7 separate regions of the Mus musculus genome follow, and regions 1, 2, 3, 4, 5 and 7 are each linked to region 6. The links are chromatin loops, found by intact Hi-C in ENCODE. Cell type or tissue: left cerebral cortex. All regions are shown on one strand.

What was found. Peaks named below come from ENCODE experiments on the same cell type or tissue, not always from the same donor. Only the 100,000 strongest peaks of a DNase experiment are listed, where the experiment ranks them.
Region 1: a loop joins it to region 6, with 5 times the contacts of the local background. A loop is called at or near these places in 5 of 42 quality-filtered maps.
Region 2: it touches region 6 in a loop (16-fold over the local background); 39 of 42 quality-filtered maps call a loop at or near these places.
Region 3: it touches region 6 in a loop (5-fold over the local background); 7 of 42 quality-filtered maps call a loop at or near these places.
Region 4: a loop joins it to region 6, with 2.5 times the contacts of the local background. A loop is called at or near these places in 3 of 42 quality-filtered maps.
Region 5: it touches region 6 in a loop (5-fold over the local background); 8 of 42 quality-filtered maps call a loop at or near these places.
Region 7: it touches region 6 in a loop (5-fold over the local background); 24 of 42 quality-filtered maps call a loop at or near these places.

Annotation. Positions count from the first base shown.
Region 1 is chr11:89,544,654-89,548,653 of GRCm38, reverse strand. All of the region lies in intron 2 of Ankfn1 (ankyrin-repeat and fibronectin type III domain containing 1), which reads left to right. Among named protein-coding and RNA genes, the nearest start is that of Ankfn1, 150 kb to the left of the region's middle. In left cerebral cortex, a CTCF peak has its summit at 2,279 (motif pointing left); DNase peaks (open chromatin) are centred at 1,381, 2,260 and 3,235.
Region 2 is chr11:89,987,283-89,991,282 of GRCm38, reverse strand. It overlaps Pctp (phosphatidylcholine transfer protein), which reads left to right. Exons shown (of 6, transcript NM_008796.3): 2 at 95-212; 3 at 2,509-2,588; 4 at 3,916-4,000. Among named protein-coding and RNA genes, the nearest start is that of Pctp, 14 kb to the left of the region's middle. In left cerebral cortex, a CTCF peak has its summit at 2,197 (motif pointing left); DNase peaks (open chromatin) are centred at 470, 2,188 and 3,961.
Region 3 is chr11:89,163,191-89,167,190 of GRCm38, reverse strand. No RefSeq gene overlaps it. Among named protein-coding and RNA genes, the nearest start is that of Gm38759, 44 kb to the right of the region's middle. In left cerebral cortex, a CTCF peak has its summit at 1,731 (motif pointing left); a DNase peak (open chromatin) is centred at 1,729.
Region 4 is chr11:89,098,841-89,102,840 of GRCm38, reverse strand. No RefSeq gene overlaps it. Among named protein-coding and RNA genes, the nearest start is that of Gm38759, 21 kb to the left of the region's middle. In left cerebral cortex, a CTCF peak has its summit at 2,161 (motif pointing left); DNase peaks (open chromatin) are centred at 1,743 and 2,136; H3K4me3 peaks cover 1,151 bases; H3K27ac peaks cover 324 bases.
Region 5 is chr11:89,935,057-89,939,056 of GRCm38, reverse strand. No RefSeq gene overlaps it. Among named protein-coding and RNA genes, the nearest start is that of Gm34677, 52 kb to the right of the region's middle. In left cerebral cortex, a CTCF peak has its summit at 1,627 (motif pointing left); no DNase peak of the experiment used is centred here.
Region 6 is chr11:90,168,196-90,172,195 of GRCm38, reverse strand. No RefSeq gene overlaps it. Among named protein-coding and RNA genes, the nearest start is that of Gm11494, 27 kb to the right of the region's middle. In left cerebral cortex, CTCF peaks have their summits at 2,011 (motif pointing right), 3,093 (motif pointing right) and 3,315 (motif pointing right); DNase peaks (open chromatin) are centred at 2,028, 2,289 and 3,605; H3K4me3 peaks cover 487 bases; H3K27ac peaks cover 554 bases.
Region 7 is chr11:90,036,486-90,040,485 of GRCm38, reverse strand. It overlaps Tmem100 (transmembrane protein 100), which reads right to left. Exons shown (of 3, transcript NM_026433.2): 3 at 3,981-4,000. Among named protein-coding and RNA genes, the nearest start is that of Tmem100, 8.1 kb to the right of the region's middle. In left cerebral cortex, CTCF peaks have their summits at 2,294 (motif pointing left) and 3,875 (motif pointing left); a DNase peak (open chromatin) is centred at 2,283.

The sequences.
Region 1 (4,000 bases), 620 kb after region 6:
CCCTCCCCCCTCCCTCCCTCCCTTCCTTCCATCCTCCTCCTTCCCTCCCTCCCTCCCTCCCTCTCTCCCTCCCTCCCTCCCCCCTCCCTCCCTCCCTTCCTTCCATCCTCCTCCTTCCCTCCCTCCCTCCCTCCCTCCCTTCCTCCCTCCCTCCCTCCCTTCCATTCATCCTTTTGTTTTGTCTGGCTTTCTTTCTTAAGATAACAGACTAGTAGCAGGAGGGGAGAGGTTCCAGCAGGAACCAGAGACTATCAACAGGGAATGTTCTTGCCTCGTGGTTTCCAGCTACAGTTGTTATCCCAGGGACCTGGCCACCTCATGTTTCGCACCACGGCTGTGCATGAAGCTGGCATGTGTCTGAATATCCAGCCCATTCAACACCCATTAGACAATCTACAACTGGGCTGTTGCTGCTGACAGCATCATTGAGCCCAGGACGTTCAGCTGGGTAAATCGTTTACTAGCATGCTGGTCTATCCTGATATGCCTAATAGGTTGGGTGCAATTTTGTGAGCTTTTAAAGAAAGCTGTCTCCTTTTGTGCTTAGCTTTGCCCTAATATGGCAAACAATGACCACAGACATTGAGGAAACAGCATTGTCATGTTCGGCATTGTCGTGTTCGGCTTTTTGTTTGGATCGTGTCTGTAAACCACAAAAAGCAGGAATTGGAATGATAGATACCACAGGGGTCACTGCATGTCCTTGGAACAACCTTTGCGCCAGCCTCAGCCTTTACCCCTCATATGACTGGGACATTGTATAAAAGACACAAAATTAGTTAATTATTGGTTCTAGTGGGTGGGGGTGAGGTGGCTTTGGACAAGAGAGGGCCATGGTCACAAATGCTGCTTGAAATGGACTGTCACAGGAAAAAAATCAGAACTGTGGCCCATGTGTCAAGTCCAACAGCCAAGCTGTATTTTTTTCTTAAAAAAAAATAGATGAGAAAGTAGAATATTTGCCTCAGGTTTATTGAATTCCATTCATATATATATAATCATCTACCATGCACAAGATTGAGGGGGATGTCAAAAGTTGACAAGGGTTGAGCCCCGGCCAGGGAGGTTCCAATCCAGCATGGAAGGTAGACAACCCTTAAGTATTTTTTATAAAAGCAGCTACAAGCTGAAAATGCTAACCAAGTCACAGACACCTCAGCTAGAGAGGGAAAGTCACTTGATCCATAAAAGAGATATGAATTACTGTCCTGTGTGTAGGCAGAACACCTTCCAGATAACACCAGCCCATCAGAGTTCGTCTTAGTGAGTATGGTCTCCTGAGACTCTAACTTGAGTCAAGGCCTTGCTTCCATGACAATAGACTCCACTAGCCACTAAATGTTTCTTGGTCATTGTAGGACATGATCAGTTCTAAGCATCCCAACTGAAAGTGGAGAAGCCAAGGCAGAGATGTGCTAAGAATCTCTCAGCCTTTTTTCTTACCCTTCCCATCTGCCACAGCACCTGTTCTTTTGACTTCAAAACACTAAGCGCTACTTGAGAAGGCTCCAGGTGCCAGCCAGAAGATAAAAATTGACTCTGGACTAATACTTTTAACTGTACTTATTTTAGACACTGACATTTTCTTTATTAAGAAAATGGGGGTGGGGGCAGGAGAAAGAGAGGGAGAGAGAGGAGAGAAAAAGAGAAGAGAGAGAGTCTCTGCATAAAACTCAGAGAGAGTTCCTTTCCTTATTCATGCATATTTTGACTCTTGGTCTTGACCATTTTCACCTGTGTGGGCTGATTTGCATACCTGCTGATAATCCTGAGATTTGGCGGGCATGTGTGTGCATACACATAGGCTTGGAGAAGTTGGAACCAGGCAAACTGTTCATTTTGTTCTTATCTTCATCTGAGCAACCCCACCCCCACCGGGCCCCACTCTCACCCCCACCCCACCCCCACAACCCCTGCTTATGAATGTTCTGATCCTAGGACACTCACCATTTTATCCACAAATTACTTGAGAACTCTGTACATGATTTTTAAAGTGGGCAAAGACACAGCAATCATCTTTGGCTTTGCACTGCCAGTCATAGTGAGTAGCTATGGGATTCCACACCTTTGTAGGGACTACAGTCCTTTACCGTAACCCCACTAAAGTCCCAGTCATGCTTGAGTCCCAATTAGCACCCAATTTGTCGCACACCCAATTCATCACGGCCAAAGCTGGTACATCACAGAACATAGATGGCCTTGGGGGTGGTGTTAGGCAAAGCAACCTGGGCTGACTCCTCTTGGAGAGATTTAGGTGAATACTGCCACCTATTGACAGGTGAAATATATGCTCCTGGTTGCCAATCTGCCCTTGTCCTGTGCAAGTCTCATCAGAGCCAAACTCATAGCTCAACTTGCCAAAGGATAGTCACAGCCCCAAGTTCACAATTCTTAATACATCTGTGATGAGGGATGAGTCCGCTTACTCACGGACTGCATCTGTGATAAGAGGCCAAGGCGTGAGGTAGAAATGCCAGGAGCTTTGCGGTGGGAGACCTGGGTTTGAGTCTCAGCTCAGCCCCTAAGTGCACATAACCAAGCCAGTTAATCTCTCTGAGCCTTGATTTCCTCATCAAGGAGTGGCTAATCCTATTTTGTAAAGTGTGAGACTTGGGCACAGTTTCTGGGTGGCACATAAAATGCATTAGACTGACGTGACTTTTTTTTTTCACCAAGCTGTAAATGGCAACTATTTGTGATGCCGTGATCGGTGCTGTGGCAAACCTCATTATGTATTGGGGTTCTGGTGAACTTCTCCATGAGGTCAGTTCTCCGTGGGCAATGCTCCTTGTCTACCAGACTATCTTTGACATCCAAAATTAAGACAGTGTGAACATAAATATTGGAATTTTAAGTGTGCCAATTGAGAAAATGAGGATAAATGGGCTTCATTACCAAACGTCTCTGGACTACCCTGGAGGATATATGGGGCTGAGTCGATAAAGAGTTATGATAAAAACTTGGGAGCTGTGTATAAATGGGGCTTTGTGACCTGCAGGGTAAGGTTGTGCTGAGAGCCAGACCTAGGAGGCTCGCATTCCTGCCTCTGCATGGTGTGGGGATCCTGGGCTCCTGCAGACAATAGGGGATTCATAGCTGGAGAATTCTAACGACGACGGAGAGGGTGGCAGGCAGAACAAGAAGACTTTTCAGGAGTTCAGGGACTCTGATTATCACGTCGTCGTAGGAGCTGCAGCGAGCTGGGAGGCTGCCGGAGAGGCGCGCACAGAGCCGTTCTTGGAAAGCTGTCAGGGAAGGGTTTGTAACCTCCCTAAGAGAATCGCGCTTCTTAAAATCCCCAGTCTGGAAAAACCTCCCGTGACCGGTCCGGATCAACGCTGTGTGGTAGCTGCAGCAAAAAGAACGGGGAACCACCTCTGCCTGAATCTTTCTGAATGTCGAGTGTCTGGGCTCCTCAAGACTGGGGGCAAACTCCACAAGCGGGTTCCCCGCGTGTTAGGAAGGCATTACTTTTTTTTCTGAAAGGTCATCTGGGGCTTAAAACAAAATCATCGAGAAAGAGCATGCCCATGAACAGTCTGCACGATTTGAAAAGGCCTATCTGAAACCGAAATAGCAGCACCCTCCCTACAGCCCTTCTCTCTCTTTGGGGGATTAGTAGAGGGGGCAGGGGGAGGGGAAGAGGCAGAGCATGGCATTCATTACTGACAACTTCACACATAATAAGCATGTTCGAATCCACCCTGAGGAGTTCTCTTTTTTATTTTATTTTTAATCCCCCTCCCTTTAGCTGTTTTTGATAAGTGGCACATTTTATTTGGGGGGGGGTGGGGGGAGAGAAACACACAGTCCATTATTACAAGGCCTCATTCGGGAGCTAAGGTCGAGAGATTACAGAAGGGAAGTGGGTTGGGGCAGCCTCTCTGCCGACCACAGGGAAGGACCTGCCACTTTCTTCTCATAATTTAATTTCGAGATTCTGATGAAAAGGCACTCCCTAAATTGAAAAGGGCGAACAAGGAGAAAGAGTGAAAAATTA
Region 2 (4,000 bases), 180 kb after region 6:
GTGTGGTTGAACCCCAGGTCCAGTTGTTTTGTATGTGATGTGGAATCTCAACTCCAGCATCAACAAATTGTTCCCCCCACCTCTGTCTCCATAGCCAAGTGGACTTTATGAGTATAAGGTGTTCGGTGTCCTGGAAGGCTGCTCGCCGGCTCTCCTCGCAGATGTTTACATGGACTTAGACTACAGAAAACAATGGGACCAGTATGTGAAAGGTGAGTGATGGCTTGTGTCAATTAAGAATCCTTTGAGAGTTAATCTACTTTTGACTAATTTAGTCTTGTTATACTTGAGGCTATAGCATGGCCTTCACCACCTCCAGTACTCACCTTCACAGAGGCTTCGAGGCAGTCTTCCATCTGTCCTCACGGTTGCTTTGCCTTGCTTCCGGAGCTGTGCTTGCACACATAGCTTGATTGCCATGGACGCCTTCCCAGAAGATAGGCAGCCAAACTTCCTTTTGGAAATCGAATCAAAGATCTCCAGATGAGCAAGGGCGCATGCATGTGAGGAAGTGAGAGACTGGGAGAGGGGGTAGCTGGAGGGCCCTGGAGGTCCAGGAAGCCTCAAGACAGAGGGCGCAAAGCAGCTTGTTCAGAAGTCACTGGCAGGTGGGGTTGTGGGGTGGTGATGTCCTCTGACCCACCTCCTCTACTAGTAATCTGAGAACATCTCATGACCCATAGCAGGGACAGGATCTACAGCCTACATAGTCTATATAATGGAGAGAAACACCGAGTTGGAAACCATTAAACAGAGAACCCCCTACATCTCAGAGGGTCAGTGTCCCTGTCATCTCAGCCACTGTCGAAGAGACTTGCACAGTGAAGTGTTTAGTCAAGACTACTGCAAGTGTCAAAGGCGCACCCCCATCCGGATGTTTCTTCAGCTCTAGCCTGTGCCCCTCTGTATTGACCTAATTCTCAGGCAGGTTCCTGTTCCTTGGGAACGTGTCCTCCAGAAGATACAGACTCAGACTCTCATCATGCAAATAACTCCAGGAAAGAGAGTCACACCTTCCCGATAAAGTCAGCCAGAGTGCCGGGACTCACTCTCTGCAGCTCTTCTCAAAGCGACTGCTTGTTTTGTGAATCCTGGACATGGAATCAGGCAGCAGCTTCATGCTCTCACATACTCGTCTTCATTAGGGAACGTCAGCACATGGGCCTAGCCAAGGGAGCCGACTGACACCGTCCCACTCCCCCAGCAGCCATAAGGCAATCATGTGACACACACTTTGCCCATAGATGCCTGTGTGGGTCCTGCTTGGAAAAGAGCCATGTGAGGAGGTAGCTAGCCTGTAAAACCACCTTTGTTCATGTCAGCTAAGGTAGCTGACTTTAAAAAATGAAAAGTAAAATAAATAAATTGATGGGAGCACAAAAGAAAAGTAACTGCAGAACCTACCATCAGCTGTCCACACTGTGGTTTCTGGTACAGTGAAGCTGTTGTTAGATTTGCTAGGACAATCTGGAAGTCCTGACTGTACTGCTTTTGGGTTTTAGGACTACCCAAGAGTCTTGTGATCCATTGGGCCTAAAAAGGCCATGGTCATTCATTTATTATGGTCATATCTTGCTCCTTTTCCAAACCCTGAAATTGCTCCTTTACCTACTTAAACCTCATAGTAGAGAAGGGTAAGGCAGTGTGTGAGGGAGGGGGCAGTGTGGGGGGGGAGGGGGAGCAGCAAGAATACTAAACACACAGAGGCAACAGGCCCACTCATTCTTTCCCTTCATGACTGTCTTTAGTGTCCTATTGACATCAAGAGGCCACAAAGCTCCCTAATCAACAGTCTGTTTCTGATAGCATTCTTCTACATGCTACATGGACCCTTGACATCTCACCCACGGATGTCTTGATCCTCTCTGGATGGTTAGATGGGAGCCCACCGCACAGGCTAAGCATAGGCTGCTCTTTGGTTCTTTCACTCTGTCCTCCAAGAGCTACAGTTTGCATGTCCTGACACTAGAGCACAAACATTAAGGGAATTTGGTTCCCAAAGCTGTAGCAGGTGGTTAGAGGAAAGACACAAGAAACCCAGCGTTAGCCATAGTTCAGCCATGTTCCGGCTGTTTGAGAACACAGCTCTCTGTGGGCCTTTTGTTTCCCAGATGTCCTGAACTTATACATGCTAGGCTCTGACTTCCTCAGTGTCTGGCTAAGCGTTGGGAGGCAAACCTTGATGGTACTCCCGGTCCTCTAGTGACACCTGGTGGTTGGCCTGCTTTAATGCCGATGGTAATTTCTTATACCGGGTTCCTTACATTCTATCCCTGCCTTCTGTTGGTACCATGGACAAGTGTTGGGGGCTTATTTAGGTTTTCTGTGTTTCCATGTCCTCTAGACCACCCCTAGGCAGCAAGCTTTCAGCGACATTAAATATACTTTTGTTTTAAAAAATAGTTCTATGTCTTGTGAGTTGAGGGGTTTGTCACACACTGAGGCTGAAAAGGCTCCTTGAGGCCACTGGGTTTGGCAGGTACGTTAACCTCTTGTGTTCTGCTTCAGAACTCTACGAGAAGGAGAGTGATGAACAGATGGTGGCATACTGGGAAGTGAAGTACCCTTTCCCGCTGTCCAACAGAGATGTATCCTTTCTGTACGGCACTCTGTTCTTTGTCTCTCTTCGTGTGCTGCGTTCCCCAGCCGCCGCCCTTACACTGGGATCCACTAACGTCACGGCACTGTCTTGGGTCCTTACAGAACTGTATGCTAATCCTGGAGCTTCTTGTGTGACTTTTGGAGAGTCCAGAGTGTTCTTTCTGGGTGTGACCACTTAGGGCAGGAACCACACCCGGGGTCGCTGGAAGGCAACCTCCAGAGAAAGTGTCAAAGGTGGAAATTGATGAGTCTCAAAAATTGGGAGTCCGGGGAGAACAGGTTATGAAGAGTGTGAGTCCAGATCTTTTGATCTCACAGAAGAGCAGGTGGGTCCCATGGACGTGAGCTAACAACTAACAGGCAGACAGACTGATACGGCAGAGGAACCAGGCCTCACCACTTTGTTTCTAACCTCTCTTCAGCGTGGCCCTCTTGACTGCTGTCCTGGATACCAGGTGTATGATTTTCCTTTCCATTTTTTCGTTTATAAAGTGAAGTGGTTGACTGAAATGCAGGGAGTTTTCCCTCCCGTCTAAGCCTATTAATTGTTGTTGCTGCAGACAAATAGCTGCCCTGACAATAGTCCACCTAAGGACATTGGAGATGAGAAAGTATAATGATTTGTATGGAAGAAGAGGCCACCGTGAAGCCGATCACTTTGTACATTAATTTTAGAATGAATAGAAAGTAAAGATTGAGGCTTTTAAAGACGTCATTGTCTTTGATGGACTAGCACTGCCGACCTTGGGAATGTTTTGTGCATGCTTCCAGAGGTGGAATTGTTTTTGCTGTTCTTGGTCAACCAGTGTTAATTCAAAGAGTACATCTGCTTACTAAAATTCGAGGTGTGCGTAAGTGTTCCTACAGTTGAGTTGTGACAAGGACACCTTCCATGGGTAGAGGTCTGTGGTGACAGCTGCGGATGAGACAATATCTATGGGTTGATGCAATTTCTATCCAGTGTTTTTCTGCCCCTGGATTTCTCTAATGCCCCTAACATCCCGGCCTGTGGACCTGAGAGTGTTTGATTAGCGTCCCCATGATTACAGCTAAGTGAATAGTGCTCTCAGGATGCCTTCCTGGAGAAGGAGGAAGGTGACCCTTGTGTAACCAAGCATTCAGGGGATCTGCTCACAGCCAGGTAACAGGCACTCTCCAGTGAGAATTACCGTTGACTGTGAGGTTCAGCTCTGCAGGGAAAGTGGGCATTCTGCAGAAGGGACCAGTTGTTACGTGGAAGGTGCAGAGAGACCTTCCATTGCCACCAGTGTGGGCTGCTCTTTCGCTGGCATCATGCCTTGACTGGCTATGCAGTACGTCTACACCCGCCAGCGCCGAGACCTGGATGTGGACGGGAGGAAGATCTACGTGGTCCTGGCCCAGAGTATCTCGGCACCTC
Region 3 (4,000 bases), 1.0 Mb after region 6:
CTTCCCAAAAGCCTTATCCTCAAGCCAGAGGAGGCCACAGAAGGCCTGGCATTTTGAACATAAGAGCCCAGACCTATACTTAACAGGGGATGAATCCCAGGAATGCCCCAACTAGGAGTTGGTGCTTGTTTTTGTCTAAAGGCCTAGAGAACCCAACCATCCACTTGACAGAGACTTGGGGTCTGCCGCTGGACTCCATGGAGATGCTTTCTGTCTGATCACTGGTTGTTGAGGGAGAGTATTTTCATGATGGTTCTAGCAAGAGCATCAGACCTGTAAGGAGTCCCCAGATGGCAGCCCAATGATCTGAACTGAGATATCAGGGCCGAGCATAAAGGGCAAGGGCCATGGGGCAGAAACGAATTCGGCCTTATCAGTTTGGATCAAGCCTCATGGGAAGGTAAGAAGTGAGGAGCCCCCAGAGGTGGGAAGTGTGCAGGATGCTGAGCAAGCAGACACATCCCAGAAGCCTAAGGTCTCTTCAAGGAAGACCCTAGGGAATGCTCAAAGCCATTTGGCTCAAGTATGACTTTTATCAAGCTTTCTCCACTTGGGGCTCCTGTGGGCTCCAGGCAGGCACCCTCAGTGGGCACAGCAGAACGGGATGTCTTGAGCCAATGTACCAATGTGCCAATGTGCCAGTGTTCTAATGTACCAATGTGCCAGGCCTACTCCAGAGGCTACACACTGAACCATGCTGCCCTGTGTCACCTCCTTGCCTACAAAATCAACTACTCCTTCCACCCTGGCTTTTGGAGGATCCAAGACAGCTTGTTCACTATTGCTTGCTCATCTTGTAATAGCCAGTGGGACTTCTCAGGACCACTATCCTGATCTCCCAAGAGATCCGCTGAACAGCCACTTTGATAGTGAGTAATCAGTTCATACTCTGGTATCTACAGGCTATCGAGAGGTCGCAACAAGTACGGGTGCTTGCAGCCAAGACTGATGACCGAATGGACCCTCAGAAATCATGTGTGAGAGAACCGGCTCCCTCTGGCCTCCACATACTGTAAGGCAGCACATAAATTTCTACATGTATGTGCACATACATACCCAGAAACACAGGTTAAAAAGGGCGAGATAACTACCTCTCTCCTGTGTGCCCCTTTGCCCCTAGACAGCCTTCAGCTGATTTTCACTGTCAGAATTACCACTGCCGCCATAGGCCAGCATGTGTCATCATGAAGAGACTGAGGAAATCAAAAGGGAAATGAAAGGCTGGAGATTCATCTCAGTTGGCAGAGGGCTTTCGGGGAAAGGCATAAAGCCCTGGGTTTGGTTCCCAGCACCACGTGAGTTGGGGGTGGTGGCGGCAGAATGGGATGTAGTCTGAGCAGCTGGGAGGTAGGAGCTGGGGGATTAGGAGATCAAGGTCATCCTTGGCTACATAGCAACTTTAGGGCTAGCCCGGGATACATCAGAATGTGAAGGAAAGAAAGGACAAAAGGGAGGCTTACAGATCGGGCCTTGCTCCCTTTGAGTGCCAAGCCATTCTGAGAACTTAGTTCCAGTTACTTAAACTCCTGGCCTCTGTGGAATAGAGATGACAGCTTCTTTGGGAGGTTCAGGACTCAAATGGGGGTGAGTTACAGGACACACAGTTTAAGCAGACGACAACTGTCAGGCGCTGGTAAATTGCAAACCGCAGTAAGGTTTTGCATGAGCCATCCCAAAGCTACCCTTTAAAACAGCCAAGCTTTGGCAAGACTAAATGTCGGGCCAACAGCGCCACCTGGTGGTCAGCATGAGCTCTGGCATATTTCGCTCAAGACCACACTTTTCTCAGCCTGGACATAATGCTCATGTCACAAGAAGACTGTTTCCCCAGAGTCAGTTAAAAGATGCTCCAAAGCTAAGCAGGGAACATTAGCTGACCTATGTATTCATCTCTGAAGAAATAACAGCTGGTATTGTCTCGGAAGATGGAGAGTAGTTCCATCTATCTTAGAAAAGACAATACTCTTCCCCTAGCTTGCTTTTTAATCTGTATAACAAAAATGATACTTTATTTGTAGATATAAAGAATAAGAAAAATATAGGCCCGATGAAAGACATTTGGTAGATGCTCAAGACCATTTTTTAAAATTATATTTGATCCCAACAGGCACCTGGTCTCAATACACCTGAAGCACGCCCCATGTGCCCTGGGAAGACATCCAATCACCCATCCTGTGAACCACATGATATTCCTGCTTCTCACCTTCAGGAGACATGATTCCAAAGCCAGTTCAGTCTAGAAAGTACCTATCAGAGCTACGGTTCCTTAAGAACGGCAAAGGAGAGAGATCATTCACCCTTGCACACAGTCTACAGCGACACTCAGTATTTGAGATACAAAGATTTAATGTGGTCCCCAGCGCCAAGGAGGTTTCGTCTCAACCAGAGAATGATAAAAATAAATACATACTTCATGGATCAAGTGTCCTGTTGAGTTTAATACTCTTTAGGACAGTAACACAGAGGGGGACATAGACAATGAGATCTGGGGGAGTTGGAATGATTTGACCATTTCAATAAGTGTGTGAAACCCTACTGCATCCCAGGCACAGCACAAGGACCTGCAAAACCAAGAATGAAGGGTTCTCACTCTCAACTGGCCTCAGAGAGGCTGTGGTCAGCCTGGGCAAAGAATAGTACGGAAGGGGCACAGCCTGTGCTCAGGACTGCAGAAGACATTAGGGACAGACTGAACGGAAAGAGGCTGAGAAGAAACAAGGCAGGGTTCATCCAAGTTCCTCCACACCGGCCCATGGCCTCTTCTAAACTGCCTCCCTGGCTTGCAGATTCCAGACATGCACTTCCTTTCATTCAACGCCATATTGGAAACTTGCTTGTCCTCCTCTGCCCCCTTCCCCCAAGGGTCCCAGAGATAAAGCTCTCCTATAGAGTCTACTACAGAACCTGTAGGTCTCGACCCCTTTGGGGGTCTGATATCAGATATCCTGCTTATCAGATCTTTACATTACAATTCATCACAGTAGCAAAACGATAGTGGTGCAGTAGCAATGAAATAATGTTGTTTGGGGTAGGGTGGGGGTCACCACACTAAAGGGTTGCAGCATTAGGAAGGTTGTGAGCCACTGGTCTGCAGCCCTTCACTCAGAACGTGCCCAGCAAGCCCCTCCCCCATTCACTCACTACAGCCCTGATGACACCCTCTGCTCCAGCCCTCTAGGTAGGGACTCTTCCCTCCCTCCACAGAGCCTTCTCATTGACGGCCTCTATCTTAAGCTCTTGCCTCGCCACCCCCCCACCCCCACCCCGCCACGTGGAGGAGCTCAGGAAGAGGGGAGCAAGCCAGAGACTCCCCGGATCTCCTCTCATACACTTCAAGAAATGAGAGAGGCAACTACCTGTGCCTCCACCCCCATCCCCGGAAGCTCCATTTCCTGCACACCTACTGTGCACATCCACTCCAGCAGAACAAGGCAATAAAAAAAATAAATTAATTTTTAAAACTTGGGACTGGAATTCATATCCAAGTTTACAACTTCCTAGTCGGATGTGTTTGTACCGCTTACTTAAAACACTTAGGTCCTCTTCCTCATAGATGGGGACTATAGTAAGGATTAAAGAAAATGTGATAGCACAGTCAAAGACTTGGCACACTGCCAGGCACACATGAGAACTCGTTAACCGTTGATATCATGCAACAAGCACTGTTTCTTAAGCATCTACTAGGTGCCGAGTCTGGAACTACAACTGTGAGCTCCCAAAGTCTTGATCCTTGTCTTACAGGGCTTACAGCCAGCAGAGGAAGGGTCACGTAGTCCCTGATGGTGAGCAGTTTGGGGGAGATATGGGTAGTGTTAATAGGGAGCCTAGAATGGCTAAGAGGAAGCAATGGAATTAGATTGGAGTAATGACATTTAAGCTGAGACCAAAAGGATGTGCAGGATGGAGGTGATGATCTGTGGGGACAAAGCCAAAGCCTGCAGGTGGCCAAGAACACTGAGCCACCAGGAACTGGGAGGAGAGAGTCCGGGGTAGCGCCAAG
Region 4 (4,000 bases), 1.1 Mb after region 6:
ATCTACCTGCCTCTGCCTCCCAAGAGCTGGGGATTAAAGGCACACACCACCACAGCCTGGCTCCCAGTCCTTTTCTTTCTTAATTTTTAAATCAAGGTCTTGCGAAGTTGCTCACTGCTAGCTAGCCTTGAACGTGGGATCCTCCTGCCTCAGCTTCTTGAGTAGCTAGAATTACAGACCCTCACCAACAGGCCTGGTTTGCATTGTTGGGTTTTTATGGAAACATCTACTTTGCAAATGAAAAAAGAGGAAGGTGTAAGACTCTCAATAAATGTAAAGGGACAAGCCATTCAGAAATGGCAGCAAAGACTGCAGATTCTATGTCCAGTGTCTCTGAAGACCCAGCCCCTGTGGCCATCTTTTCAGGTCAGGCCTGAATCCCAGCTCTGACTCATCCTTTCTCTCCAGAGAGCTGCAGCCATCACCCTAGCCTTAGAAGCTTAGTCTTGGTAGGGAGAGCACGGAAAGGTTCATAGGATTTCCAGCCACACACGTGAGCATGTGTTCCATGCAGTGTATAGAATGCAGGTGCAGCAGAGCTGTCCCAGAAGGGAGAGACCTGCCACATGATGAGAGGCCAGGTCTGCAGCCCTGCCTGGTGCTTGCCAGATTCTAGAACTGGAGGTCTACTAGTTACCCCAACACACACCCAGGCTCCACCCGCCAGTCTATAAAGTGATCATGATGGGAAGATGGAATCCTTGGCCGGATCTCCTGGTATCCGTGTGAAATAAGAGAAAGCAGAGAGAGTCCAGTTGATGTGGAATTCACTCGGTATGCATTGGCCAATAGTTGCAGTAGAGGAATTAAGGCTATTGTTCTTTAATCTTTTCATCTATATTTCTATTATCATTATTGTTGTGGTTGTTGTTATTCCCTACTGCCGATGAAAATGTATCAGGCATCGTACCTGAGATACAAAGAAGAATGTGGCAGGGCTGGAGAGATGGCTCAGTGGTTAAAGGGCACTGACTGCTCTTCCAGAGGTCCTGAGTTCAATTCCCAAGCAACCACATGGTGGCTCACAGCCATTTGTAATGGGGCCCAATGCATTCTTCTGGTGTGTGTCTGAAGACAGCTACAGTGTAGTCATATAAATAAAAATAAGTAAATCTTTAAAAAAAAGAGAATGGGGCAGCCTAGCCAGTCTTCGGGTGCTCACTGTATGTGATTCAAGTTCAGAGAAAGTTCATCATTAACCCAATGGCAGGCAGGTGGAATTCTTAAAGAACTAGAAAAGATGTGATGGAGGATGACAAAGAAGCCGAGGCAAGGAGACGGCTTATCCCTGTCCCACCTGGCCAGCCAGCGGTTGGACTCGAGGATAAAAATCAACACAGCCCAGATTCTGCGTATGTTCCAAGCTCCGGCCCTGAAGTCTTATTTCCAGAGGCCATTCTTGACAAAGGGATAACTAATTGCCAAAACGAAACCAGATCAAAGTGGATAGTTTTCTTTTTATGCCCAGTGATTTGTCTAGTTAGCCAGACTGGGGATAAAACCGAATGTGTCACTGTACGGAGATACCAGAAAGTGAAAGGCGAGGGAAGCTCGCTCGAGGCAGGACTTCTTATCCGCCCCGCCGCCCCTTCCAAGAGTCTCCTCGGGTGGAATCCTGTAGTCTGTCTCCTGGGAGCGGTTCGCTCTCCAGAAAATATGACACTATTTCCTGCCCTTGTTTGTTAACACACCCCGTCACCATCCGCCTCGGTTTCATGTAACTGCCAAGCGGTATTAACACCCTCCTCCTCGCTGAGGCAGAAAATAGAAAAGGAAGAATTCAACAGACACCCCCTTCCCCCGTGTCATCCTCAGAGGCACCAAGATAACCAGGCCAGAAACCACAATTGGAGCTATGCTCCCTCCGCCCAGGCACGCTAAAGACAGCCAGTTTAACCACCTTCTGCATTTTCCTTCAAAGAGAAAGTGTGTTATTTAGGCTATTTAGACTCTCTTCCTTGCAACAGAGAAATTTTTTCTGTTGTTGTTGTTGTTGCTGCTGCTGCTGCTGCTGCTGCTGCAGTGGTGGTGATTTTTTGTTTTGTTTGTTTGTTTTGTTTTGTCCAAATACAAAGCAAGAGGGGGAACTGTCAGCAGGAGTCTGCAACAATCAGGTGAGCCGCCCGCTGGCGCCTGCAGCGGAGACACACTGACCCCTAGTGGCCAGCCGAGCCCTTACAGTCCTGGGCCCACCCTTGCTCAGTAAACTAGCCCTTGTCACAGGCAATCCCCGAGTGCGCCTTGAGTGGGTGTGGCCCGTGCTGTGTCTCCACCACCTGACCCAGCATACTTATGCACACGTGCACTCACACACTCCTTTTCCCTTTTTCCTTCTGAACAATAGAAGCAATTTTCCCTCCTTTAGACCATTCCAGAGAACAATTTCCTAGGTACCTTAGGAGTGGCTCCTAGGCTCAGCAGGTTTCTAAATTCTGGGGGAGTTCATAAGAAAGGTAAGTGTGAGTCGGGCGTGGTGGCGCATGCCTTTAATCCCAGCACTTGGGAGGCAGAGGCAGGTGGATTTCTGAGTTCGAGGCCAGCCTGGTCTACAAAGTGAGTGCCAGGACAGCCAGGGCTATACAGAGCAACCCTGTCTCAAAAAGACCAAGAAAAGAAAAGAAAAGAAAAGAAAAGAAAAGAAAAGAAAAGAAAAGAAAAGAAAAGAAAAGAAAAGAAAAGAAAAGAAAAGAAAAGAAAAGAAAAGAAAAGAAAAGAAAAGAAAAGAAAAGAAAAGAAAAGAAAAGAAAAGAAAAGAAAAGATAAATGTGTGTCGTCCCCCCCCACCCTCACCCCACCCCACCCCCATATAACCCGGGGCTGGGGAGATGGTTCAGTGAATAAGAGCACTTCCTGCTCAGGTATGAGGATCTGAGTTCCAATCTCTTAGCACCCATGTGAAAACCAGAAAGAGTGCTGAAGTGATTAAAGCACTGGCCGTCCAAACATTGAGTTTTGATAAGGTAGAACCCACGGAAACGCCAGGTGGGTACCCCACCCCACCCCCTGTTACCGGTGACCTCCAGAGGGAGCTGGCTAGCCTGTGGGTGAGCTCTGAGTTCAAGTGAGAAATCCTGCCTCCATTAATATAGTGGAGAGTCTCTAAGGACGTTTCTCAGGCTTCCACACATGCAAACACCCATGTACACACACATGTATACATGAAAAAGATAATTTAAAAAAAAAAAGGATCCAGGTGCGCCTGTAAACCCAGCATTAGTGGGAGGGTGGTGGGGAACCACAGGTATACATACACACACATATACACACACTTTTTAAATTATCCATGTGCCATCTATACGGAGTTAGAACTATACCACCATTTCACAGATGAGCAAACTGAGACCTAGAAAGGCTTAATAATTAAGGGAGGATGTGTCCAGCAGTAAACCCAGGTAGCCTATCTCTCAGCCACTGCACTTGCCTCTATGGTTTGTGGGTAGATACCAACAAAGAAGAGATCGTGGCAGGGTGTGGCAGGGCTCTAGATTCCCAAGCTCTTCTCCGTGTGTCCCCTTTAAGCCCAAGGAGTAAGGACCAGAACAATGCAGGATGAAGCCATAGAAAGAAGTGATGTGCAGTAGGCAGCATAGTGGGTCCTTGGCTTCACAGAACATCACTCATTTTCAGAGCCTCAGGCCTGGCAATGCAGGGCGTTCAATCAAACCTGAGCTAGACAAAGTTTGAAGAGAAGGTTCTAGCAAAATGGAGGAGCAAGGGGGGCGGCTCAGAGCTCCGGGAACCATAATGCTGAGGGGGAAACAGACCTCATACTCTGGGGAGTTGCGGGGGGGGGGGGAGGGTCGAGCACACCCTCACTCTCTTTCATCTTGGAGCTAGTACGAAGGAGGTGAGGGAAACCTCAGCTCAGCCCACACACTGCCCTGAGGCACATCTGAAACCAGGATCCATTCTCCTTCATTTTTCATTTCATAGAAGTCTTACTACACAGAAGTAAATAGAACCACTCGGGTTTTTTTTTTTTTTTTTAATGTTTTCACCA
Region 5 (4,000 bases), 230 kb after region 6:
CCAACAAAACAACAACAAAAAACAAAAAGAAAAAAAAGAAAAAGAAGAGAACTTGAGTTTGAATCCCCAGTACCTATGTGAAAAGTAGTGGCTGCAGAGACCTGCGACTGTTGTGGAGTCAGAGACACCAGGACCCCGGATGCTCAGAAACTGCCTTGTCTAGGCAAATTGAAGAGCTTCAGGTTCAGTGAGAGACCATGCCTCGAAGGTGTAGAGTATTGCACACCCACACATACACATGAACACACAGATTTTTAAATTCTGTGTTTATCTCAGCCTTGCTTTCAACGTTGATGCATCCACAGTTGGTCACAGCTGTGTTTTCTAGCTGTAGACTCAACTTCCCTCAAGCATTTCTGAATGAAAATGGATAATATACCATGGTTCTGCATTCTTGGCTGCTTTGCTAACTCCACTTACTAGACCCAGGACTCAGGGGTTTTCAAGCAAACGGCTGGCAATTAGGTCTGAGAACTACTTATGATATTGATGACCTTGGTGTCCAGAATAAATGTGGGCCCAGCTTCCTTCTCCTGCCTGGTTTCCCTACATTCACTCAGTCTATAGAACAAAGCTGCATCCCCCCCATGAGTCTCCTTCAAGTGAACTGTTAACTTATCTAGTACACTAGCCTCATATGAACTATACTGAACTATAGCCCACACTGTACTATAGATAGCAATGCAAAGTTTCTAAGGGTCCATCCTCAAACTCTTGACTATCAATAATTGAATCTTCTTCACACTGAGAGGAGGACATCTGGTGTCAATATCTATTAGAATTCTAGATATTCTCCAGAATTGGGACCTAGCTATAGAGATAAACAGACCTGGGCCCAGTCCTCTGAAAGAAGTCAAGACTTTGAAGCCAGGAGTGGCCTAGAACAGTTCTCTGGGACTAAGAAAAGACTCCATTAAGTCCCCCCCTGAAACAACCTAGGATTCACATGCCCATATTCCTTGCTATAGGCCGAATACTGCATTAATTTTAGGTCATTACCATAGGCTGCTTTTTCAACAATACTACATGTTTCTTTCATCTTTATTCTAATCAAGCCTCAAACAAAAAAAATCTATCACTGACTGTAGAAAAGAGTTTGTGGGTAAGGAGGAGGGGTCTGGGAGAGAAAATAAAAGTGAAGCAAAACAGAAACTGTTGAGTGAGCCAAATGGCTTCAGGCGAGTCAGCTTATCCCCCACCAGGTGCAGAAATGACTTTTTAATGTCTCCTTGTTTTCATGTTTAAGGAAGAAAGAAACTGTCCCAAGCTCATGACTCCTTGTTCAGTACAGAGGATACGAGATACTTGACCTTTTGATTCATGTTCTAGGCAAAGTAGAAGTCCCTAAACTGGAGCTCTGAGAGTCCAGGAGGGAAGTTTGTGGTTTGTAGCTTGAGAAATGGCCTGGATGCCTGCCTTTTAAAATACAGTGCCTCTAAGTCAACTTCAAAATAAGAACGGAGATAAACACTAGGTCATTTCTATTTTGTGTTGAGTTAAGTGTTTGCTTCAAACAGAGAAGCAAAATAGACACAGAAGTGAGATGGGGGGGGTGGGGTGGTGGAGGGGGGCGTGGCTAAGAAAATTAATCATTAGATGTTACTGCCACCTAGTGATGATTCAACACCTGGCTGCCAGTCACGTTTTCATGCTACAAAGGTGATGCCCTGCCTCGACCTCGGCCTTGCAGGCTTCAGGATGGAGCCTGAGCTAGTGGATGAAGGACTCGTGGTGGGAGGCACTTCTTTACACAGGTGGGATGGCCAATTCCGAGTTCTCTGCTCTAATAATCCTTTATTTAAAACTCTTCATTGGGTGGGTCTGGGAGATGGCTTGATTGGTGTAGCATTTACTGCACATGCAGGAAGAACGGACTGTAAATCCACATTGCCCACAGAGATGCGTAAACACTGGGTTTGCATGGTTCATCCGAGAGCTTGGGAGACGGAGACAGAGACAGAGGATGCAGGAAGCAAGTGGGTACTGGTAGCTGGATTAGCCAAACCAGCAAGCTCCAGGTTCAGTGCGAGACCCTGCCTGAATATGCGTGTGAGGCAGCAAGTGATTAAGGAAGATGCCTAGTGTTAGCCTCTGACCTCACATATAACTGCATGCATGTGTACGTGTATGACTACATTTGTAAGCACATAAACACCCATAAACACACATGAAAACATTTTAAATGCCATTCATTAGAAAAATAAAATGGGAATTTCTTTAAAAGTTTCTTTTAATTTTTTATTAGATATTTTCTTTATTTACATTTCGAATGTTAGCCCCTTTCCTAGTTTCCCCTCTGAAAATTCCCTATCCCCTCCCCCACCCCCCTGCTCCCCAACCCACCCACTCCCGCTTTCTGGCCCTGGCATTCCCCTATACTGGGGGCATAGAACCTTCATAGGACCAAGGGCCCCTCCTCCCATTGATAACCAACTAGTCCATCCTCTGCTAGGTATGCAGCTGGAGCCAGGAGTCCCACCATGTGTTTTCTTTGATTGGTGGTTTAGTCCCAGAGGCTCTGAGGGTACTGGTTAGTTCATATTGTTGTTCCTCCTATGGGGCTGCAAACCCCTTTAGCTCCTTGAATATTGTGTGATATGCACTCACTGATAAGTGGATATTAGCCCAGAAGCTCAGAATACCCAAGATACAATTTGCAAAACACATGAAACTCTTTAAAGGTTTTTAAATTATATTTTTAATTCAGTAGGTCTCTCTCTCTCTCTCTCTCTCTCACACACACACACACACACACACACACAGAGAGAGAGAGAGAGAGAGAGAGAGAGAGAGAGAGAGAGAGAGGGAGAGAGGGAGAGGGAGAGAGAGAGTGTGTGTGTGCATGTGTGTATATGTTCAGTATATGAGTCTATATTATATCCTTCTACCATATGAACCTTGGGGACTGAAGTCAAGGTTCAAGCTTTGCAGCAAGCACTTTTAACTTCTGAGCTTTCTTGTCAGCCTTAGCCTTTCTTTAGTACAACTCCATGATCCCTATGTATGTATGTATGATCTGTATTCATACATGTTATGTCCCAGTTTCCTGTTTTGTCTAGCACAAACCTTGTCTCTTTATAACACTCCCCAGGGCTCTATGTCCAATCAGGTTCTCATCCCCGCCACATTTGCATGGCGGATGTAAGTGGATACAAGAAAGGAAGGGCAGAAGAAAATTCGAAGGCTTGAGAAAGAATAGATTACCTGCATTGGGCCAACTGCCCTTTCCATGTTTCTGGGAGGTCAGTACACCCTAATATGAAAGATGAGAAGATTCAAGGTCAGAAGTGTTAGGCAACAGAATTAGGTCTGAGATGACACCGTCAACTGCAGTGGTACAACTGAGGTATGAAGCCAGTGTGTCTGCCTTCTTTGTACAGGGAGTGTATGGAGCTTGAAAGACACAGTGATGTGATGTTGGAAAGGAACATGGAGAGTGTGAAGAGTCAACCATGCTCCCTCAGCTCAGGAAGGAGTCAGCAAGGACAGCAGAAGCACGGGTGGATGTGAATGCCAAGTGTTTTACTAAAACAAGTATACTCCCACTGAAGAAAGGTGTGCATCATAAAGGTATCCATCTCTGAAGATCCACAAAGGCAGGAGAAGTGAGGGAGAGAGGATACCGTCCAGATCCAGCAGTCCCTTTGGTGTACAGGGGAAAAGTCGCTGACAATGGTGGACAAGATACACAATAGACTTCTGCTGTCTTGAAATGTGGATGAAAGTCATAAAGCCAAGGACAATGAAGATGAGCCTGGTTCACTTTCTTCATTGGCAGCAAAGATGCTTCTGGTTGTCTGGGCTCTTAGATGGTCAATGGAATGTTTGGAAAGTTCAAGTCAATGAAATAGATATATTTCATTCCAGCTCTGGCCTCTACAGCATTCGCCAAGGTCCTACAAGTGTTTTTCTTCTTTAGCCAGAGAGTAACTCTGGAGTGATGTTGAGGTCTCGGAATGAAGTGGAATCAAACCTTGATCCTTAAAAATATCACTTGACA
Region 6 (4,000 bases):
TTTCCATTTTTCTCTCCCCTTCCTTCTTCCTTCTTTTCCTTCCTCCTTTCATTTTGTTATGGTTTTTATTTTGAGACAAAAAAAAAATCTCACTTTGTAGTCCAGGTTACTCTCACTAGGTAGCCTCAGCTTGACCTTGAACCTGTAACACTCCTACTCTGGATTATGGGTGCAAGCTTCTACACTCAGCCTGACTTTTTTTTTTTAATAAAATTAAAATTGTTCTTTTGATGACTTAATTTATATGTGCATATTCTTTCTCCCCCTTCCCCAACCTCCTTTCCTCCCCCCCTTGCTTCCTCCCCTCCTCCTGCTCGTTGGACTAGTGAAGGTGGAACCCAGGGCCTCAAGGATGTTACACGAGCACTCTACCAGCATGCTACACCCGAGCCAGGGAGTCTTCTGCTCTGCTCCTGTTACCTCATCACAACAGACTAAAGTCATCCTAGGAGGGGAATGAAAGAGCTACTGCCAGCAATGCTTTAAGCACAACGCAAAACCAACAGAGATTTAACCAACTCCTTCGATTTGGCAAAAGAAAAAGGCAAGTTAGCCCAAGGTCACGCCATCAGTTGACACCTTGTTGAGTGCATTATCTGTGTTAGTTCACATTATCTTTATGTTACTATAAGGTCTGTTATCATCCACTGTATGAGTGGAAGGGAATGTAGCTGTGGCATGTTGGCAGTTTGTTTGAAGCAACATGATTCATAATTGTTAGGGCTGTGGTTTTGAGGTGGCATGATAGACATCAATATAATAAGGATTATATATGAATAAAGGATTTGGCTAATGAAGAATACTGTGTGACTAGAAGCTTTGGTAGTCATGGGCAAGAATTTAATTGGCAGGATGTATTTTCTTAGGCACACAGCTACATCACAGTTCTTAGCATCCTCTGGAGCTGGGTGTGGCCCAGGATGCAGCCAAAGGATGTGATAGATGATGCCATTTTTGAGTTTATCTGTTCCTCTGACCTAGGATAGGCTCCATAGGAGGCTGGAGCCATTAGGTAGACAAAACATGGAATCCTGGTACCCATATGGAAGAAGAGTATTTTCTTGGTACTGCAATGTAAATGGAAAAAAAAATGATTGAAGGGGTCTGTTTGCTATTGCAATTTCGTTTACTAGGACATTGTACAGCAGTTAAGAGATCTGGAAGTCCGAGCAAGCCCACTCACCTAGTAGGGAAGCAAGTATTTGCTATGCAACATGAGAATCAGCTTCAAATATCTCCCAGCCATCAGTCAGCAGCCTCCATTTTGCATGTTTAGAGGACCGTGACAAGCGTTGGTTCCATCGTGACCCATGGTCTGTGCCACAGATATACTTTCAAGTCAAGTGATACAAACTGGATTAGCACTTCTTACACAAGGACATCAGGGGTCCTTGCTTCTGCCTGAAGTTTACAAATTCCTTCATCTAGGCATCGCAAGCTTTCTAAATGACCCACACCACAACCGATGTTTTATCTTTGAAAACAATGTGGAATTGGTGACTCCACAGAAGTGTGTGGCTAGCTTTTCTGGTGACTCAAACATAAAGTCTTCAAAACATATCTGGAGGATTTATATGATATTAAAATCTTTCAGATGATGAGCACACCCATATCTTTCTATTCAGAAGACAGATGGGAGAAAAATGCAGTTTGGGGCAGTTACTCCAGTGCTCCTGCTTCCCTCCTCCCCTCCCTCCCTCCCTCCCTCCCTCCCTCCCATGCTTTCTTTTCCTTTCTCCCCTGCTCTCTTATTCATGAATCCACTTTATTATCTGCAAATACTAAGGGCTGTATTTTATTATACATTTCTTGGCCTTCTAGCTGCACTATATTAAGCTCTGTGGACTCAGACTTGTGTGTTGTCCTATAAGCCCGTGTCCCTGGGCCCTGACTCTTTCCCTCTTTCTTATCCCAGGTCTTTCTTTTTCTCTTACTATCATTTAACACTTACTAGCTCCACACACACAGCGCTATTCTCCATGCAAACAGCCGCACTGTGCCATACTGGCCAGGAGAGGGCATCAGGAGACCACAAGCCAGGTAAACCTTAGCATTGTGGTCGGATTTTTCCTTCCCTTTGGGAGCAGGAAACCCGACGATAGACAATAACAGGTTCTGGATGGTAATGTATGTTCCTAGTTCCCCGATTCTTTATGCCAGCAATGACGTTTTGGGTAGCAATTGAAACAGTAAGTTGTCTTTTCTTGATATGACCTCCAGCCGATCGCAACCGGGTCCAATCTCCCCGCGCAGCTACTGTACTGGTCTTCCCTAGTGTTAGGCACTTGCTGGAATAAACTGTGCGGGGAATTTCCAAATCCTAAGAAACCGCCACACCACAAGCTCACTTCCGGACTCTTATCATCTGGCCTATCCTGAATACATCTAACCCATTTCAACGCAAGCTAGAAAAAGTATGAAAGCCCTTCAGTAAGATGTCCTCAAAAATCCCTCGCTGTACCCAAAACGCATCTTTCATATTTGTTCTTCAGGAGCTTTGCGGGTTTGAGTGGGCGTCAGGGTGCAACCTCTGCAGCCCGCTGCAGTCCTGCTGGGTACAGGCCAGTTATTTACCGTCTCCAAACAGGCCTTTTACTGTGAGAAAATCGTGAGAAGGAGGAAAAGGGGAAATCATTTGGGCCAATTATCTCTGGCCGCTGTGGAAAATCAGAGACTATAGCGGCCACAGCCAGAAACAATATTTTTCTCCTGGGGCAGATTCTCTGCTAGAGTCAGAGTCATCAACTCCTGCAAACATGGCCCGAGTAACCAAGCACTTTATAGTCAGCCAAGATACGGCAAGCCATAAATTTAGAAGCCCAGGACTGTCCAGGGAAGCAGGGACTTAGGTTTTTTAGTACATCTCACACTAATTGCATAAACAGAGGCTCAAAGGCTCCAGATCAGAAGCCTGTGGAATCTTGTTCTCTAGTCTAGGCCATTTTCTCCCTCATCTCCTACTGCCCACTGAAGGGATCTCTCTAGAGGGCTGCTATCTTTTTAAGATGATGCAAGGATACAACTGTAGATTTTTTTTTTAAGATTTATTTTATTTATATGAGCACATTGTAGCTGTTTTCAGACACACCAGAAGAGGGCATCAGATCTCTTTACAGATGGTTGTGAGCCACCGTGTGGTTGCTGGGAATTGAACTCAGGACCTTTGGAAGAGCAGTTGGTGCTCTTAACCACTAAGCCATCTCTCCAGCCACCCCCCTTCAAAAAAAACCCCAAAACAAACTGTAGATTTTAATCTGGATGTGTGTGTGTGTATGTGTTAGTGTACAAGAGGCAAATATGTTTTTTAGAAAGAAGGCTATGTGTGATCTTCTACCAAGAGAGGGCGCCCTCTGAGTGAGAATTTTGCTGTTTAGCCTTTTTTATTATTATTTATTATTTTTTTTTAATGTCAGGAAACAAAATAAGCCAACTTTAACTAGATCGCTGGGTTCTAACTATACAAACTCGGGTTTGGAAACCTTGGGTCTATCCTAAGAAAATATTTGGCCCAGTAGAGCTGGCAAAACTAGGCTATGCCCACTTGGCCCCAGAAAACTGGCTCCCTCCCTCCCGTGTCACCAGTTTCCCAGCTTGCTTCGGTTGTCCTTTCTTCCTCCTCTGAAAAGCTCCTGGCCACAGTTCTGAATCCTAAATGGTTCCCTTCGCGGTTCAGCTTCCTGGCCTCTGAATCTCAGAACCCTGCACAGCCCAGGACTAGAGCACACACAAACTGTTATTCTAGGGTGCCTTGCTGTCTGGACTGTGGAGGCCTCAGACAGTAATTACTCACTCTACCCTCATTCCCAGCCTCAGGTCAGGCCCAGCAGACCTGCGACAAGGGTTTGTCACACTGGCGTGTTCACAAATCAGTCCCATCGTTTGACCATTATGGAGGTGTTGTCACAAGTGGTTGAGATTATCCCAGAGAGTCTAAAATCTATAGCTCTGTTGATTTGAGTTTCTCTGCTGAGGTGCTGGGGCAGGGGAGGAGTGGGGGAGG
Region 7 (4,000 bases), 130 kb after region 6:
TTTGGAAGTTTGGATTTTTGGAAGTGGATGGGCTCCTGGGGATTAATCCTCTAGGATGGGATTGTGACCCTGTAGAATCTCCTCTGAGGGTACATGGTGAGAGACCTGTTTATGAACTTAAGAGAGAATGATTTTATCAGACAGAAGCTCTGTCACTGACTTGTGCTTAGATTTTGGAGGCTCTAAAACTATGACAAATGCATTTCTGCATTCACAAGCCCTACAGTCTATGGCATTTTTGTTACAATATCTCCATAGGAAAGAGACACCATACTAACTGCAGTGGTGTGCCCTGACTTGGGGTTTTTATTTCTGTGAAGAGACACCATGACCAAAGCAACTCTTATAATGGAAATCATTCCTTTGGGGCTGGCTTACAGTTCAGAGGTTTAGCCCATTATCATCATGGTGGGTAGCATACTGGCATGCAGGCAGACATGGTGCTGGAGAGGAGCTTAGCATTCTACATCTGGATCCACAGGCAGCAGGAAGAGAATTGACATGAGCTTTCGACCTCAAAGCCCGCCCCCCCCCAGTGACATACTTCCTCCAAAAGGACACACCCACTCCAATAAGGCCACACCTCCTAAGACTGCCACTCTGTATGCACCAAGCATTCAAACACATTAGTTTATGGGGGCCACTCTTATTCAGACCACCACATGCCCACCACTCATTCATCCCAGTGCTAGGCCTCCCTGACTGTGAGTCCCTGGGTCAACAAGCCTGTGCAGCAGAGTGGAGTCCTAGCCTCACAGTATGGTGAGGTACAACCTGTTGATGAATGGCAGCTGGGCCTGGGTCCTGTTAAAACAGAGCAAGTAACAGAGTCAGGAGTGATGGTAATTCCTCATGGATGCCAAAATGTAGGGACTTAGGCCCTTGGAATTCAAAACCACAAGGTTGAAAATATATATACCTAGTGGCTCTCTGCTGATTTCTACCTCAGTCATCTTGTCAGCAGAGTGATAAGGATAAAAGTGAATGAAATGACAGACAGGTCCATAGGAGAGGGGCACCGAGGAAAACGTTTCTCTCTGCTGATCTATTCATTGACTTATTCTCCTGACACCATCCCCACCCCCATTCCCATCCCCCCACCCCCACCCCGCACCTTGTGTGCGTAGGCTTATTCATCTTTGGGGAAGAGACTTCCTCCAGATGACTTTGGGACTAGACAACCTGTGGATTGTGTCAAGGTTAAACAGAGTAGCTAGTTAAGGACAGTCAATCCAAACCAGTAACTGCTTGATGCTTTACTACCTGTGGAGACCCTCAGAGAGGGAAGCTGCAGTCAATATAAGGGATATTACAAGTAGCAGTTTCCAAACTTTATAGTACGTTGTTTTTAAGATGTGTTGAATTTTTAGTGTGCGCATGTGTGTGTGTGTGGTGTGTGTTTGTGTATGTGTATGTGTGTGAGTGTGAGACAGGGGGGCACATGTGTGGTTTCAGGTGAACACAGACTGTTCTTCCTCAAGTGCTGCCAACCACTGAGTCATCCCTGAAGCCCCCATAATGCTTTATGGGGTAGGAAATAAAAACATGTCTTTATAAACTAACTTCATTCTGAAAAGGAAACTTATTTTCTCAAGATTACCTCGTTAGTTTAACAGGAGAGTTTATATAACCATTTCTTCCAAGTTCAAAATCCATGATCTTTTCCCTTTCTCTCCTCTTTCCTCTCTCCCTCCCCCTCCCCCTCCCCCTCTCCCTCTCCCTCTCCTCTCTCCTCTCTCCCCCAGCCTTCTGCTTCTCCTCATTCTTCTCTTCCCTTCCCCTCCCTCCTGTAATTCCAGCACCCAGGAGGCTGAGACAGAAGGATTGCCACACATTTGAGGCTAGCCTGGGCTCTAGTGTGAGACCCTGCATATATACATACTTACACAGCAGCTTGCATCATATATGAGGGCACATTTAGCCCACGTTTCCCTGTGTATGATAGAACCATTTGTAAAGCCAGATGCTACTCAAGCATGGATGGCATGCTGCAATTATGATTGTAATTCAAGTCTTGTCTAGTTTCCTTATTATAGTTGCCATTTGCAGCATATTAGGACTACCTTGGTGGCTTTATAGGGATGAGGCCCGGTGAATCCCCAAAGTCTCTCCATATTAGGAAATCTCCATTGTTTAAGAAAAACTTAGGGAAGTGGATGGAAAGGAGGCACTTAAAACATCTGTTCCTTTCAGCTAGGAACCATATGGCTATCTGCAGATTCTATCCCATCAGTTCAGCAGTTAAGTCATCCCATAGGATTTCTCTGGAGACTCGGGTAGCAGCATGAGGCCCCCTGGTGGCCAGAAGTAATTCACGCGTTTGCTTTTCAATCATTTTTAAGGGCTGGGTGGGCACTTAGCTCAAGAACAGAGGACCATTTCTTAACCCTAACCTGCCTTTGCCATGAAGCTGGGGAATGCCTGGTAACATATTCTTGGGGAAGTTGAGAATCAAAACGTTTTCTCTCAAGATATAAGAATAGACTGTATTTCTGGATAAGCCGCTCACTCTTCATTCTTGAGTTTATTTAACACCTCATTTGAGTATTTGTTGTGTTTCTTCCCTGTGCAAGCTAATGCACCAGCCAGCACACTAGGTACAGTATACTGTACAGATTTGTCTAAGAAGGCTTATAAGGGAGAAATAAACACACTTATATCGCCCATGTAATGAGAAGCTGAAATTGCCATAAACGATAAGAACCAGTAGCTGGGGAAAGCACAGTGTGTTCACAGAGGAGACAGGCTTCCGGGAGGAGGTAGCTTTGGAGCCAGAGTGCTGATGAGAAGCAAGATTTGGGTCGCCTGGGATGGAGAGGGGGATGTGAAAAATGGTGTTACCATTATAAGGGAGAGAGAAACGTCTGGGCAGACACAGAGGCAGGAAAACCAGAGCCTAATGCAGGTTGGTGGAGTTAGTCTGGCTGACTCATACGACAGGGTTATTGGATTGGGAGTGAAAGATGAGATGTGTTTAGAGCAGTCCAGAGAAGCTTCAACTTGCCCTGAGAAGTTTCTTTATACAGCAGTTTCTTTTTGCCTGTCATGGACTTAAAAACAAAACCAAAAAACCATATCAAGACAGGGCAGTCCCTGCCCTGCAGTGAGCCCTATTCATTCACTGGCATTCAATGTTATTAGAAACATTAAGGTGTTTCCAACTACAAAAGCTAGCAAGGACTGGGGAGTAGCCAATGTCAGATGGCTACTGGCAGACTTTAGGAAGTCCCTCAATAGAATCCCTTCCAATGAATGTAATACGATAGGTGCCTCCAGTCTCTGCAAATGCTAAGACTTCATCCTTAACTGTCTTCTTACTCTGGTTGAGTGAAGTTTAAAGTACAGTAATGAGAAATGATTCTTACTGGAGTATATAGGATATTGGCTAGCTCAGAGCCACAGTCTTATCCTATTTGTGCAGTACAATGACCAGTGGAATATGCAACCCGTACCAGTTCATAATTAAATCATCAAGAAGCACAAGGCACATTTAATAGCACACTGTTAAATCTCCTACCCCAGGCACTGATTTCCTACTGGCATTTTTAGAAACCCTTAAGAACATATTAATATATTATATATTAAGTATTGCTGAACTGTAACATGAAATGAAAACAACAATCTTCCAGTAGAAGAAGAAATTTCCAGCTGAGAAACACGCAGCTGATAATTTACAAATGAGATGAGGGGAAGTGGACAATTCAGAATAGCGACAAAAGTAATAAAGACAAGGGTGAGAAAGATGGCACGGGGGTTAAGAGTGTGCACTGTTCTTGCAAAGGACCCACATTCTGTTCCCAGGATCCAGGCCAGGCAGCTTCCAACGACCTGTAACTCCAGTTCCAGGAGATCAGGCGCCCTCTGCTGGACTCCAAGGACACCTGCACTCATTGCACAAACCCCAGCACAGCCTCACAGGAATATACATAATTCAAATAAAATAAATCTGAAAATAATAAGGACAGCAGAAACTAGCATTTAAGTTTCAGCAGCCATGAGC